Linked DNA regions of Homo sapiens: region 2 is linked to region 1. A link is a contact called in ENCODE Hi-C data. All regions are on one chromosome and are shown on one strand. Each heading gives the region's core, a stretch centred on a gene start or an enhancer-like site at or near the end of the contact. The rest is flanking DNA. Distances are from core to core; before and after follow the strand shown.

Region 1 (2,912 bases), core at 280-2,779:
GGATTGCTGGGACCAAGGTTGGGGTGGGGGCAAAACCAAAGGGGGAGTCCTCCCCTCACCCCCACCCTATTCAATTCTGCAGAATCTGGGTTTAAACAAAAACCCTTGTCTCTATAGGCCTGGCTCCTAAGCCTGGTTCCCTCCTGACCAGAGGCCTGAGCTACCTTCCACTCAGGTACTCAGAAAAGTGGACTGCTACAACGAAGACCAGCGGGGACTAGGAGAAAACACCTGCGAACTCACCCGCCCCCACACCCCGCCAGCCACCTCCCTCTTGGGTGCCCCAGTGACTTAGAGGTCATCCGATGGCCACCCACCCAGAGCAGACAGTCGACCAAGCAAGCCGCCAAGCTCAAGCCAAGGAGGATCAGGCCTTCCTGCGACTGCTGAGCCCTGTCTCTAGGGCTCCTATCTCCCCCGCCCCCTTTCCCTCTGTGGTTCCCCAAAAGCCAAAGAGGCTGAACAGGAAGAGGCTGAACAGGCCCAGGTCGAGTGGGGGCTCCACTGACCTTTGCCCGGGCCCAAGGCCTGCAGCGCAGAGGAGGGCGAGGGGCTGGCGGCGATTAGGTTGAGGCCAAGCTGGGTAGCAGACGGAATTAAGTCCCTGCCATCTGCCGAGGGCTGGCGCGGGGAGCAAGTCCTGGGTTTCGAGGAGGGGGCGGGGTGTACACATGAGAAACTACAAGGGAAACTGAGGCGCGCGGCCCTTCTCTCACTCGCACCGGCGTGCGAAGCGAAGGCCGGGCCTCAGCCAGGCCAGGCCCTTTGGGAGCTGCTGCGCAGCACCTGGGGACCCAGGACTACACAGGATAGGGTGGGGAGCTGGAAAGAGGGGAGGAGAGAGGGGACGGTCTCTGCGCGACTCTCAGCTCTCTAGCTGGGGTCCGTCCCAACTCGGACCTCGTCCCCTCCCCTCCGGGCGCAGCGGAGCCTCCTCCCGCCGCGCACTCCCGGAGGCTCGCTAGAGACTGGAGACTGATCGGGGGGTGCGCAGGGGGCCGGGGGCGCAAGCCTGAGTCTTGCCCGGGCCCGGACGCTGACCCGCACCCAGTCGGGGTGCAGGTTCTGCTCCGGCCTGGCCCAGGTCCCCCGCCCCCATCCCCGGGAACGGACACCATTTTAGGTCGCGACATCCCGCAGCCTTCAATCTCCGGGCCGCACTTCGGGTGCCTCTCGAGCCGGGGGCGCCAGGACCTGGGGTTCTCGACCCTCCTGGGGGTTTACCCGGCTACGGACTGTGCTTACAACAGGCCAGGAGTTTCGCCCATCCGCCCCAATGGATGGAGGCGGTGTCTGGGCCTTCCTAGAAGCCGCCCCAGGGGGCGGCGCGGAGAAGGGGGTAGTTGACCAAGTGGGGGAGGGGCGGGGGTATTTACCCGCCCCCCCCAAGGGGGCGGAGCCAAGGGCGGGTATTTACCCCAGGCACGCTTACTTGTTCCGCTCCTGGTGCGGGCCGAGACCCGGCGGTCTCTACCCCGCTCCAGCCGCTGCAGCCACCGCCGCCCTCCCCGCGGCCGCCGCTACTTCCTGCTTCTCTCCGGTTCGGCCTCCCCACTCCCTCTCCTCCCTCCGCGCTCCAGGTCTGGGCTGCCCGTTTTCGCACTCGCCATTGGCCCTTGCCCCCGTCGCTCAGCCCTGTGCCCCTTCCAGCCCCGCACTGGGTTGGCCCTAAATACTGCCGCTCGGAACTAGCCCCGCACAGTCCTCTTATGCTCATTGGGCAAGGGGCCGAGGCCCTCTGAAGATACCTCTCCCCATTGGCTGCGCCGGGGTCCGTCTGCCCCATCTACGAGTCTCGTAAACGATTGGCCTCCGCCACTGTCGCTTAGAAAGAAGCCAGCCTGCTTCCCAGCTTGCCTACTGGAAGGGGGAGCACCCAGGTGCGTCTCCGCCCCTCGCTCCCTACTGGCCGCTCGAAGCTTGAAGCTGCAGTTCACTTTCGCGAATGTAAGGAACCCAGCTTCTGTGTGGTGGGCACTGAGAGCAGAACCGCATTGAGTCGGAGTGGAGCACAGAAGTGTAGGTCCTTTTGCGCTGTTTCAAGCTAAACCCGTGTCACTGATGCCGTACAGAAGTTACAGAATGGGACGCCACCCCAAACATTACGTCATCCGCTGACCATTTCCTTGCGGTCTTCCCACCGTCTAAATCGCCATATAATCTGATGGATGGGGTCCTCGCGCGGTTCAGCTCCTGGGCGACAGCGTAACCCGTCGCTCCTCCCTCTGCGGGAGGGCGTGGACGGGGCACGGGATTTGGAGCATGGAAGGAATCGGGACCTAAAGGTTGGGAAGGGCTCGCGGACCGGAAGCGGGGGAGGTGACGTAGGAGTGCTGGCGTGGCCGGGCCATTTCCAAAGAGGCATTAAAGGAGCAACTGATAGGCGTCCTAAGTATGGGCTGGGGGGGGAACCGCCAGCTCCATTTCCCATTTAAGGGCTCCCCTTTTCCCCGCCCCCAGCATGGAGTGGGGGTGGGGTCAAGGTCGAGTTTTCCCGCGCTTTGTTGCCACGCCCCCTGGAGGCGGGGGAAAGGGAGGAGTCGCTCGGAAAATGAATCTCCTTGATGCTCTAATAGCACTCACTGGCAGAATTCGTATGCAAGCCCAGTGTGCCACCTCGCGCACGCAGCCGCTCGTTAACGGCGTGTTTTTATTTTTTAATTAATTTTTTTGAGGCAGAGCCTCACTCTGCTGCCCAGGCGGGAGCACAGTGGCGCGATCACGGCTGACTGCAGCCTCAACCTCCCAGGCTCCAGTGATCCTCCCGCCTCAGCCTCCTGAGTAGCTGGGACTACAAGTGAGCGCCAAATCGCCCTGCTAACTTTTTTATTTTTTGAAGAGACAGGGTTTTGCCATGTTGCCCAGGCTGGTCTCAAGCAATCCTACAGACGTGAGCCACTACTCCCTACCTT
Region 2 (2,717 bases), core at 214-2,713, 2.4 Mb before region 1:
TTTACTCTAGAGCAGTCATTTTCAACCTTGACTACATATGACTTATCCAAGGAGCTTTTAAAACATAGGGCCGGACAGGGCGGGCGCGGTGCTTCACGCCTGTAATCTCAGCACTTTGGGAGGCCAAGGCGGGAGGAATGCTTGAGCCCTGGAGCTCGAGACCAGCCTGGGCAACATGGTAAGACCCCGTTTCTATAAAAATATAAATTAATTAAAAAAATAGAAAATACAGACATCTGGGCCTAGATCAATTAAACCACAATCTCTGGTAATGAGGTTTGGAAATGAACCAATTGTGGGGTCGGGGGAAAGCTACCTAGGTGCTTCTAATGTGCAGCTAAAGTTGAGAACCACTGATCTACAGTGAAAATACAGGCAGGGCCGGGCGCGGTGGCTCACGCCTGTTTTCCCAGCACTTTGGGAGGCCGAGGCGGGCGGATCACCTGAGGTTGGGAGTTCGAGACCAGCTTGACCATCATGGAGAAATGTCTCTACTAAAAATACAAAATTAGCCGGGCGTGGTGGCGCATGGCTGTAATCCCAGCTACTCCGGAGGCTGAGGCAGGAGAATCGCTTGAACCCGGGAGGCGGAAGTTGTAGTGAGCTGAGATCGTGCCATTGCACTCCAGCCTGGGCAACAAGAGCGAAACTCCGTCCCCCCCCAAAAAAAAATATATATATATATGTATGTATATATATACATATATATATGCATGCCTAGTTTCAAAAGTGGCTTTCAACTCCAGAATCAAGTAGGGACTTTAACAAGAAACTGACGATCTGGGGGAGTAGGAAAGGTTTTCTAAATTCACCTGGGAATTAGCTCGCAAAGAGCCCTCCACAAAACTTAACCCTAAAGCCGCCATTAATTTCCAACATTCCTCAAAGTCTTGTACTTCTTAATCTCCCTACCATCCTCAAAGCCCTGTCAAGACTTCCACTTCTGCTCTACCCGCCAAGTTTCCTTTTTATCCTATCAAACCCCAACCTCCATCAATCCCGCCACCAGGTTCCAGTTCAGCCCCTCCCCCGCCCCTTCGCAGGGGCTCCGCCTCCTCCCCGGGGCCTCCACGCTCCAACACCGTAGCTATGTCCACATGCCACCACCCCCTTTCCGCGTCCGCCGGCCCCTTCCGCTCCTCAAGACCGCACCTCCCCCGGCTCCTTCTCACTACCGAAACTCACCGAAGGAAACAGACGCCAGTGCTCCTCCCGGGGCTGCCACCACGGCTCCGGCAGGCGGGCCGGGGACCGGCCGAACCTGAGTTGACGGTGGAGGGGCTCGGGTTAGCTAGATGGGCGGTTGGTTAGATGCGTAAGCGGTAGTATGCGAGCTCAGTTCGTTGTTGCTGGTTGGCTGTCTAGTCGGCCGATCCGTCTGCTCACCCGGCCTGCCCTTTCCTGCCTTTCGTCTGCAGCGGCCGCCAGCTCCTGCTCGGTGTCCAAAACAAAATGGCCGCCACGTCCAGTGCTTGTCTGACCGGCTAAAATGGCGTCTACGCAATTACGTCAGGCGTCAGATCCGCGCACGACTAGAGGGCGGGAAAGATTTGAGCTACGCCTGCGCAGAGGTCAGAGGCGGAGCCTTAGGGCGAAGGCGGGGCTTTCCATGCAGTGCCCCGCCCCTAGGGGCGTGGCCAATGGTCCTGTTGTTGGGGCGTGCCGGGGACTTCACGTTCCAGTAGTGGTTGCGCTGCAACCTCTTGGGGGTAGTTATTAATGTGGGCCTTAGAGGGGATTTGGGTCCCGAATTCCCTCGCCCCTCCGTTCCCTAGCCAAGGTACACCGTCTAAAAATCTTTACGCGGACTTGCCTCGTCTTCTTCCGGACAATTGGGCCTGGGGAATTTGCACTGGTTTTCCCCTCATGGCCACTCGCCCAGTCTGAGAGTTGTGAAGTGCCGTAAATGCTCCAGCCAAGGCCCAGGAGGCCAGTATTAGGAGCAAATTCCTCTCCCATCCTGCACCGGCCAACACCACCGCCCGTCCATGTTTTCCTCCTCACTTCCTCCCCTCCCCAACTTGGCCTAGATACTGTTTACTCCTTCTTGGGGTGGGGCACCTTTGCGTCCTCGATTGCGTTTCCATGTCCTCCCCCCACACCTGCCATCCGTGTTTATTTTGTTGCAGACCTACATAGGGATTTCTCTTTTCTCTCTCTGATTTGTTGTTGTTATTTTGAGACGGGGTCTGGCTCTGTTGTCCAGGCTGGAGTCAGTGGCGCAATGAATCACGGATCACTGCAGCCTTGACCTACTGGGCTCAGGTGATCCTCTCACCTCAGCCTCCCGACTCCTAGGATTATGGGCATAAGCTATGTTTCCTGCTCAATAAGGGATTTTTCTCTCTTTCTTTTTTTTTTCTTTTTGCAGATGGAGTCTCGCTGTGTCACCCAGACTGGAGTGCAGTGGTACCATCTCGGCTCACTGCAACCTCCGCCTCCCAGGTTCAAGCGATTCTCCTGCCTCAGCCTCCTGAGTAGCTGGAATTACAGGCGCGTACCACCATGCCCCGCTAATTTTTGTATTTTTAGTAGAGATGGGGTTTCACCAGGCTGGTCTCCAACTCCTGACCTCAAGTGATCTGCCCGCCTCTGTCTCCCAAAGTGCTGGGACTACAGTCGTGAGCCACTGTGCCCGGCCTCAATAAGGGATTTTTCTAATGACTATGTGCACAATACAGTGTACATATGTTTGAGGAATGAGAGAATGACACATC

Evidence for each region. A loop is a pair of places that touch in the nucleus more often than their neighbours do. Pooled maps may share reads with other maps.
Region 2: a map of ascending aorta shows a loop between it and region 1 (5-fold over the local background). The contact joins the promoter of CHTOP here to the promoter of ZNF687 in region 1. A Hi-C loop is called at or near these places in 1 of 168 maps with a recorded cell type or tissue (ascending aorta), 1 of 37 single-sample maps with no recorded cell type and 5 of 50 pooled maps.

The regions. Positions count from the first base shown.
Region 1 is chr1:151,280,916-151,283,827 of GRCh38, reverse strand. ZNF687 (zinc finger protein 687) reads right to left here and starts at 1,529. Exons shown (of 9, transcript NM_020832.3): 1 at 1,433-1,529. It overlaps ZNF687-AS1 (ZNF687 antisense RNA 1), which reads left to right and starts at 1,899. Exons shown (of 2, transcript NR_135595.1): 1 at 1,899-2,285. RefSeq lists enhancers at 418-487, 796-1,681, 1,728-1,957, 1,988-2,187, 1,682-2,566 and silencers at 908-1,067, 1,348-1,627, 2,309-2,649.
Region 2 is chr1:153,632,812-153,635,528 of GRCh38, reverse strand. It overlaps CHTOP (chromatin target of PRMT1), which reads right to left and starts at 1,463. Exons shown (of 6, transcript NM_015607.4): 1 at 1,186-1,463. It also overlaps a transcript of S100A13 not described here. RefSeq lists a silencer at 960-1,039 and an enhancer at 1,380-1,489.